2 separate regions of the Homo sapiens genome follow, and region 2 is linked to region 1. A link is a loop called in an ENCODE intact Hi-C map of the cell type or tissue named here. Cell type or tissue: left ventricle myocardium inferior. All regions are shown on one strand. Each heading gives the region's core, and the rest is flanking DNA. Links, peaks and the distances in the headings are about the cores only.

Evidence for each region. Peaks named below come from ENCODE experiments on the same cell type or tissue, not always from the same donor. Only the 100,000 strongest peaks of a DNase experiment are listed, where the experiment ranks them.
Region 2: it touches region 1 in a loop (4-fold over the local background); 2 of 110 quality-filtered maps call a loop at or near these places.

Annotation. Positions count from the first base shown.
Region 1 is chrX:41,665,184-41,669,587 of GRCh38, reverse strand. CASK (calcium/calmodulin dependent serine protein kinase) reads left to right here. Exons shown (of 27, transcript NM_001367721.1): 7 at 4,136-4,311. Among named protein-coding and RNA genes, the nearest start is that of GPR34, 22 kb to the left of the region's middle. In left ventricle myocardium inferior, for the core only: no CTCF peak of the experiment used is centred there; no DNase peak of the experiment used is centred there; H3K27ac peaks cover 380 bases.
Region 2 is chrX:41,725,142-41,729,545 of GRCh38, reverse strand. All of the region lies in intron 5 of CASK (calcium/calmodulin dependent serine protein kinase), which reads left to right. GPR82 (G protein-coupled receptor 82) reads right to left here. Exons shown (of 3, transcript NM_080817.5): 2 at 2,703-2,773; 3 at 1-2,553. The coding sequence starts at 2,519. The coding sequence ends at 1,509. Among named protein-coding and RNA genes, the nearest start is that of GPR82, 3.2 kb to the right of the region's middle. In left ventricle myocardium inferior, for the core only: no CTCF peak of the experiment used is centred there; no DNase peak of the experiment used is centred there.

The DNA.
Region 1 (4,404 bases), core at 112-4,111:
CAGATCATTTCTATGTTAAGACTACGTAATTATAACAAATAATTTCTGATGATTATATTACCAAGGTTAATGGGATGAAATGAAATGAATTTATTTTATATGTTATATACTGGCCATATATAATGACTTTGTTTCTGTTGCTCTGGATCTATATCCTGTTGGTATTTAGAATGTCATGTTCTTCGTATTTTATTGTACATCTTGACTGGGGGGGAAAATAGATGCATTATGTTTACCTGGACATTTTCTCCATATTAATCTTTTTCTAAAGTCCATGAACCTTTCACCTAAATTGTTTATTTTTAAAGCTAATTTTGAACTCCCCCCCACCGCCCACCGCTGGTATGTCAGTATTCAAAATGTATTTTTCTCCATGCTTCTAGAATTAAAATACTTCCTGATGGTCAAAATATTGTCATTTCTTAGCACACCTTTTTTTGTATTCTTGAAATAACTGAATGTTACGTTTTAAAAAATAGAATATGAATAAATTAGAGATAAATTATTTCTCTTAGAAAAAGCTTTTCTGCTGTTTAAGGTACTTTTGAAATTTTGGTAATTAAGGTTGGGCACGGTGGCTCATGCCTCTAATTCCAGCACTTTGGGAGGCTGAGGCGGGCAGATTGAGCCCAGGAGTTCAAGACCAGCCTGGGCAACATGGCGAAACCCCATTTCTCCAAAAAGATGCAAAAATTAGCCAGGCATGGTGACAAGAGCCTGTATTCCCAGCTACATGGGAGGATCGCTTGAACCCGGGAGGCAGAGGCTGCAGTGAGCTGAGATCGCACCACTGCCCTCCAGCCTGAGCAACAGAGCAAGACCCTATCTCAAAAAAAAAAAGAAAGAAATTCCGTCAATCATTTAATTATTTATCAACTTTAAAGCAGAAAGCCATTTTCCTGTCAGTTTGAAATCCCAGTCCCTAGTCCTCCAAATAGAAAGGAATTCATTTCTTTATATGTTGCATATAGTAAAAATCATTTAAACATATTTACACTCCCCCTACCTGAAACTCAGCTATTTAGGAAACTTACTTATCCAGAATACAACTAGAAACCTAGAAAATAACTACAATAGCAGCAAAATTATTCCTACCCTTAAAAATCCACTCATGCTCCTCACAATTGAGCATCTAAAGACACTCTCTAAGGCTGACTTGCTCCCATGTTTTAAAAAGTTGTATAGATTCGTGTTCCTTCATACCTTGCACATGCTATTCCTTCTAGTTGGAGTGCCTTTTGTTATTTTATCTATCTGGTTAACTCCTACTGTTCTGGAAGGCTGAGCTAACAATTATCTCCTCTTTAAAGCAGGCTTACCTTCACCATCCCGAGTTGGATAGCCCTATTCCTTCTCTCTATATTCCCATAACTATCTGGGCTACATACCTCCATGTAGCATTGGATGCAGGGACTTACATCAAAGACTGTGATTTGTAAGAGTAAGGGGGACCATGGCTGAGGGTATCTAGGACCTAGCAAGCACTTAGGAAATTGCTATTAAATGAAATAAACTGGTTGCTAGTCAGGTTCTAGTTAATAGCAGATTATAAAAGCAACAAATTAGGAGAACGCAGAACTAAAGCATAGTGAGAGAAAAGAAATAAAAGCCTGACAAAAATATATATGATATATACTGAGCAGACACCAAAACTTGGAAAGCGCAACAGCCTTTCAATATGAAAGAAATCAACTCTTGCATACCTCTGAAGTTCCTGAGGGTGCTTTCTGTTCTACAGCCTAGGTCTTTAATCAGTATCTACAATGACAACTCTGAGTCATCAAGAAAAGGTTAAATTATGAGCAGCATTCTGTGTAAAAGAAGTCAGGAAATTGTAGAAAGCCATACAAAATTATTTAACTAAGGTGGGCACTGTGACTCACACCTGTAATCCCAGCTACTTGAGAGGCCAAGGCAGAAGGATCGCTTGAGCCCAGGAGTTTGAGACTAGCCTGGGGAAAATAGTGAGACTCTGCAAAAAAATTATTAAAACAAAAAGGATTGTGCGCATAAAGATTCAAATCACAATGTATTTAAAAATGTAGCTATTCAGAACAATTCTCCCCCTGAGATTCTGGTAGGAAGGTTTTATTGTATTATCAAAATATATAATATTTAAATATTTGTCCAAAATATCTCAAACTGCCATTTAATTTAGTTTGCTAATTTGTTTCCTTTTCTTAAAATTTTGTGGTCAAAGTCCTAAAAGTCAAGAAGAAGTATCAGCAAAAACAAGGATTTTTAGGAAGTTGGTGTATATTAAAGATTAACTCCAGTCCTTTTTACCTTCTACTGATTTACATGAAATAAAAGAGCCTTCCTCTACATTCTTTCTACCATGGTTTTTCCCCTATCATCTGTGAGCAAATTATTGAACCAAACAACAGGCATCTTCCCGAAGATTGAACACTAATTCTCCAGAATTGGGTAGTCTTCGTCTAGCTAAATGGAGAGAACCTTCTCAGGATGGCTGGGACTGGCCATGGTCGCTCTGATTATTCCCAAGTTAAGGCCCCCATTTTGAGTGGCTTGGCCCAGGAAGTGGTAGGAGTCAAGTTGAGTTTCAAAGCATCATCCAAACTGTCAGCAGGTACCTAACTGGTACCCTGGTACCAATTGAATGATACTGGTTTCCCCTACTCCTGCTAGCTCCTGTCCATCAGAACAAGGCTAATTCTCCAGTGGCCCCTCCCTGTCCAGGCTATTAATGAAGTATGGAAGGCTTAGTTCCCATCCCTGCAGCTTCTTCGTGTTACTTGAGGAAGCAAAATGGGGCAATACAGAAATAAAAGTATTTCTCTAGCCAGGTCCTTCTAGTCAATAGTTTTCACTGATCTATCGTACATTTTAAATGAAAATATTTTCACTACTGGAACCCTGAACTTAAGCTTTTCTATTATGGGGGGAGGAAGGGAAACCATATGATCTGCAGCAAAGGTACATCCTGATACACAAGCTAAGAGCTCTTTTATCTTTCTGCATCCCAACTGAGTTTCATAATCATGAACAGAACTTGATATATTCTCTCTAGCTGAACCAGAAGATCTCTAAGGTCTTTTAAAACCACAGTTCTGAGTTCTAGATAAAGTATTGCACAATCTTCAAACTAAAAATTATCTTGAACTCAGTATGATGAAAGAGAGAGACAGAGGGAGGAAGGGAGGTGGCTGGGCTTGCATATATCTAGAAGAGCTGCCAAGTCTAGTGGGCAGTGCCCCATCCCACAGTGATCTTCCTGCCGGGTACAAGCCTTTCATTCCACAATAGAAGACTTCTTTTGGGATACTGAGTTAAAGATAGTTATGAATGTGCAAACAGCTAGTATCAGATTCCTTACAGAAAGCTAATTTTTGATAGAGAAACAAAAGAAAACTCTTTAAAGAAGATGAAAGTCAAAGAGGATTGAATGGGAGGAGCTTCATAATTTTGCTTTTGTTTATGCCATATATTTGCTCTCATTCTCTTCATATGTTAATGTTAGGAGGAAGCTAAAAACTCCTACTATAACAAAATATTACTAACTATTGTTAATTGCTATAATTAACCCATAAAATCAACTGAACAGGATTTCAGAGTCAAATTCATATTTCAAATAACAGTTCTCAGCATTTGGTTTCATTGGGGAATTTCCATTTGGCAGTCAAGTCATCTTTTTTCCACCGATTTTTTTCTCATGACTTCCTGCCCCCTCCTCTCCTTTCCCCTGCCTCTGCCTCTGCCCAGGGTAGGCCTCCCAACTCTTTCCTGGACAGCTACAGGCTCTGCCTGTTGACTCTTTCACCTGCCTCTGCTCTATATATTTGGTGACTTTCAACCATGTGAAAATTAGAAAATTTAAACTTCTTCATGAGGTAAGAACCACATAAATACCTACTACGTAGCATGCAGAATTCAATAGGGAGTGCCAGTGTACAAGACAGAATACCTATTCTGGGCTCAATGTTTTCAGGAAGCAATTAGATAAGTAATTTTTTTCACCTATGTGAACTTGATTTTATGGAGAGGTGGAGGAGTGGTGAGAGTATATGTATTGGTAAACTTTTTATTTGGATTGTTATTGTTCTATTATTTTTAGTTTTCAAGTGAAAATCCCATTTTATGTAAACATTTTTCCTTAATGTTGTTTTAAATGTAGGACGTGTTGGAACACCTCATTTTATGGCACCAGAAGTGGTCAAAAGAGAGCCTTACGGAAAGCCTGTAGACGTCTGGGGGTGCGGTGTGATCCTTTTTATCCTGCTCAGTGGTTGTTTGCCTTTTTACGGAACCAAGGAAAGATTGTTTGAAGGCATTATTAAAGGAAAATATAAGGTAATGCATCATGAACATTTTCTTTTTCCATTGAGATTAATTTATCCTGAAAAATGTTTTTTTGAAGTTACTGTCTGTCTTTGCCCACTAATT
Region 2 (4,404 bases), core at 234-4,233, 60 kb before region 1:
GGTTTCGCCATGTTGGCCAGGCTAGTCTCGAACTCCTGACCTCAGGTGATCTGCCCACCTCGGCCTCCCAGAGTGCTGGGATTACAGGCATGAGCCACCGCACCCAGCCCACTTCAATATTTTCATCAGTAAATTAGTATACTTTAGAGTTGTGGTGATTAAAATAATATATGTAAAGCATATAAGTAGAATGCTTGGCAAACAGCAAGTGCTTACTAAGCGTTAGCTACTCATAATAGTAACAGCTGATTTAATAATAGGATCTGTAAATAAGATAGTATTTTCTGCTCTACAAATGAAGAAATTAACACGTACAGAGGATAAGTTAATTTGCCTAAGATTGTCCAGCTAAATAAAAAGTAGAGCCAGATTGAACCCAAGAAGTATAACTTCAGAGATCAATCTCTTAACTGCAATACTATTACACTCCCTTATTATTCATTCATTTATTTCACAAAAAATTAACTGCCAGGTACTGTTTGTCACTAATAACATTATTTATATTGAATACAGAAGAAAATATGCACAATGTGATGAAGATGGGCATATAATGACATAGCTTTTTACTTTGACAAAGCCTAATCCAAATATTTAAGCATTTTTATAAGTATCATCTGCTTTAAAAATATAGTCAATGAATATTGCTTCTCCCCAATAACATGAGCCAGATAATTTCAAATAAATAATATGTTTATAAAACCTTGGATTTTTTTCACTGTATTATTCATGCATTTAGGTAAGATGTGAATGAGGATATTTCTTATTTATTTTTTTACTTATTTTTATTTTTTTGTTTTGTTTTATGAGACAGAGTCTCGCTCTGCCTCCCAGGCTGTAGTGCAGTGGCACGATCTCCGCTCACTGCAACCTCCGTCCCGGGCTCAAGCGATTCTCCTGCCTCAGCCTCCCGAGTAGCTGGGATTACAGGCGCCCACCACCATGTCCAGCTGATTTTTGTATTTTTAGTAGAGACAGGGTTTCACCATGTTGCCCAGGCTGGTCTTGAACTCCTGACCTCAAAATGATCCACCCACCTCAGCCTCCCAAAGTGCTGGGATTACAGGCGTAAGCCACTGTGCCCAGCTACTTATTTTTAAAGATTTTAAAATTACCAATAAACACTAGCCATAGATTGACCCTTGTATTCTAACTACCAGAAAGCAGACAAGTCATAAACCATTTGCTTCTTTATCCTAGTCATGAAATAACGTGTTCTGAACAGAAGCACTGACAGTTGAGTTTAAACAGAAAACAGCCTGTTAGTTTCATATGAGTGGGATCCTTTCAATATGCTTAATTTTTGCTTCTGAAAGTTTCTGCCATCTCAACGTTCAGTATAACTGTTTTTTGAGTTTTATGAATATATGTTTATTTATTTTTAAAAACCAAAGAGATTTTCTTGGTGATTATTGTCAACCAAGCTGTGACATGTTAATGATGTAGTTTAGTGTCCCTAATAAAGTCACATGAATGCTTTTCTTAATATTGTGGGGTTTTCCATTCAAAAGTCAACCATATGATTGCATATGTGCTGAATTAGACTTTGTAAAGAGATTATATAGTGTCTTCTTGAATGTTTTATCTAATAAAAGAAATATAATGGGGTCTGTGCTACTTCTGGCCGAAGCAAGACAGGTGAGAATGTTTTTTGTTTCTATTAAATAATTCAATTGCTGACAGTTATCTCTTTGGTGTAGAACATAAAAAATGGGTTTAAAAATACTATAAGGAAGGAAGCAAACTATTAGTAGAATCTGGATGACCAAAAGATGTCTTTTCACAGAACTGTAAGTCAAATCTTTCTCCATAATGGACGTACAGGTTCTTATTTTTCTCAGATGGCTTACAAAAGAGTAGTATGATGTTAGTACTACTAAAAAGGAAAATCCAATAAATGTGGTTCCAATGAGACCTGCAATCTGAGAGATCATGGCTCCTAGTTCCATCTGCCGATTGTAGCATAGGCTCTCTTCTCCTTCTGTAGCCTCTATGACTGAGTAGTATACGGTAACTGGAATGATTATGCCCAGTACAACTCCCCATATGTAAATGCATAGTTTTCTAGCAAAGTTGGGCTGGCGAAATTTTTTCAGTAAATGGCCATAAAATATTTTCTCATAGCATGAAGTAGTCTCTTGCGAGGAATCCTTTTGCATTAAGGTAGCATAGCGGCTTATGGCAATCCAACTTAAAATTAAGAGACTGACAAACATACTTGCATGCATGGATAGAGTTCCCAGAAAATTGACCACTCTGCATTGAGCAGATTGATATTCCCATTGGAAACCTTTCAGGAAATAGATACTCATGAAAGGCATGGCACTGCACACAAGTAAGTTTGCAGTCACAAGGTGTGACAGGTAGATGTGCGTTGATGTTTTTTTACCTATTTTTGTTAAAAATATCCATTGAGAGAGAGTGTTTCCAAAAACACCAACAATACAAAGGAGGATGTAAATGATTGGTAAAGCCATGGAAGAGATCATAGATGGTTGAATACATGTTGTATTGTTGTTCATTTATGTCAGGTTTTCTTGAATTTTGTCACAGGAGCTAGAATAGAATTGCAGATATTTAATATTAAAATTATTTTTGGTACAGTATTTAAGCTGAATAGTTTTTAAAAAAGAAAAACATTGAATTAAATAAAATAGTAACAAAAATGTATTGGATGGAACGGGAAAGTATAGATGGCTTCTTACCTTTTCTAATCACGATTGTCCGGTTGAAATAAAGACAAAAAGTTACTTATTGTGATGGATAATGCCTTTGTCTGAAAAACAAAATTTGATGTGAATAGTTACATGCCTGGGATTTATAATTTTACTTAGAGAAATGTATAGTTCTTAGATTGTAAAACAATTTGTAAGTGATGATTGATTTTTCCTAGAAATATAATTTAAAAAATTTTAAGGCACATGTAACCAATTCATGTTGGCCAAAGTATTACAGAAGTATTTTGCGGCCACAATAATAGAGAGTTGACTGGTTTTTAATTACCACATTACTTATATATAGTTTTCAAAATGGTGTCTTTTTGTGGCTAGGCTAAAACACTCCTTTATAACCTAATACTATTAGAAGAGTCTCTTTTCATATTTCAGAAGTTAACTCAGTTCTACATGAACAAAAATTCAGGCAAGATCCTGAATTGAACAGAAGTATAGCAACCAAGGACAGACTCCAAAATCCCAGGGTCATTACCAAAGAATATTTAAAATGTCCTTTCAAATATTTAATGTTAAACTGTCATACTTCAATAAAAGTTTACACATGTATGTCAAAACTGTAGTTACAGCCAGATGTGGTGGCTCTGCACCTGTAGTCTCAGCACTTTGGGAGGCTAAGGTGGGAGGAATGCTTGAGACCAGGATTTCAAGAACACCCTGGACAACATAGCGAGACCCTGTCTCTATAAAAAATACAAAAACTAGACCGGGTATGTTGGCTCATGCCTGTTATCCCAGCACTTTGGGAGGCCAAGGCCAGCCTGGGCAACATGGTGAAACCATGTCTCTACAGAAAAATTAGCCAGGCATCCTGGCATGTGCCTGGAGTCCCAGCTACTTGGGAGGCTGAGGTTTGAGGATCAGTTGAGCCTAGGAGTTCAAGGCTGCAGTGAGCTATGATCATTCTACTGCACTCCAGGCTGGGTAACAGAAAGAGACCCTGTCTCAAAAACAAACAAAAAAAAACTGTAGCTGCTATGCTTGTTGGTTAGAGTGTCCTTGTGTGTAATTTGCTATCTGAGTTTTTCAGAGGATTTTTTTTAAAGGATATGATGTTTTAATCACAACATAAATGCTGGTTTTTACTTTTTTCTGTCTTATATTTAAATCTTTCTCGCTTCAAAGGGTACACATGAAGTGCTGAAGAATCATATACAAACTGCTTTTATTCTTATTTTTCTCCTTATTTCCTCACTTCTTTCAGGTGAGAATAACAAAAGTTACTGGATTCTGGTCAAATAAGAACCATGATCTCTATTCAGAATGTGCCATATTCTCTGTGTTCTTCACCATAGCCTTCTGAGCACCACATTCTCCACTCTTTCATGATCTAGAGCAAGGTTTCTCAATCTTCTTTTTAATCATGTTCTCTTTTGATAAACATAAAAACTGTACCATACACAACCCTTTGAAATTCTTATATCCCCCCAGCCCCTCAGGGCAATTTTACTCTCTACCCCCTTCAGAATTATGGTTTGATTTATTTTCTGCATCTTGGATTACAGAAATTGGGGTTTTTTTTCAAATATGATATTATAATTTTATAATAACTTTTTAAACCAATCCACACCCAAAGTCTTGAAAACTTGAGGACTGTGCAGTGTCTGTGGGTTTAAATAACAAGATTCTTAATTAATGTTTACCACTGTCTTTATAATTTTATTTCTTTGCTATT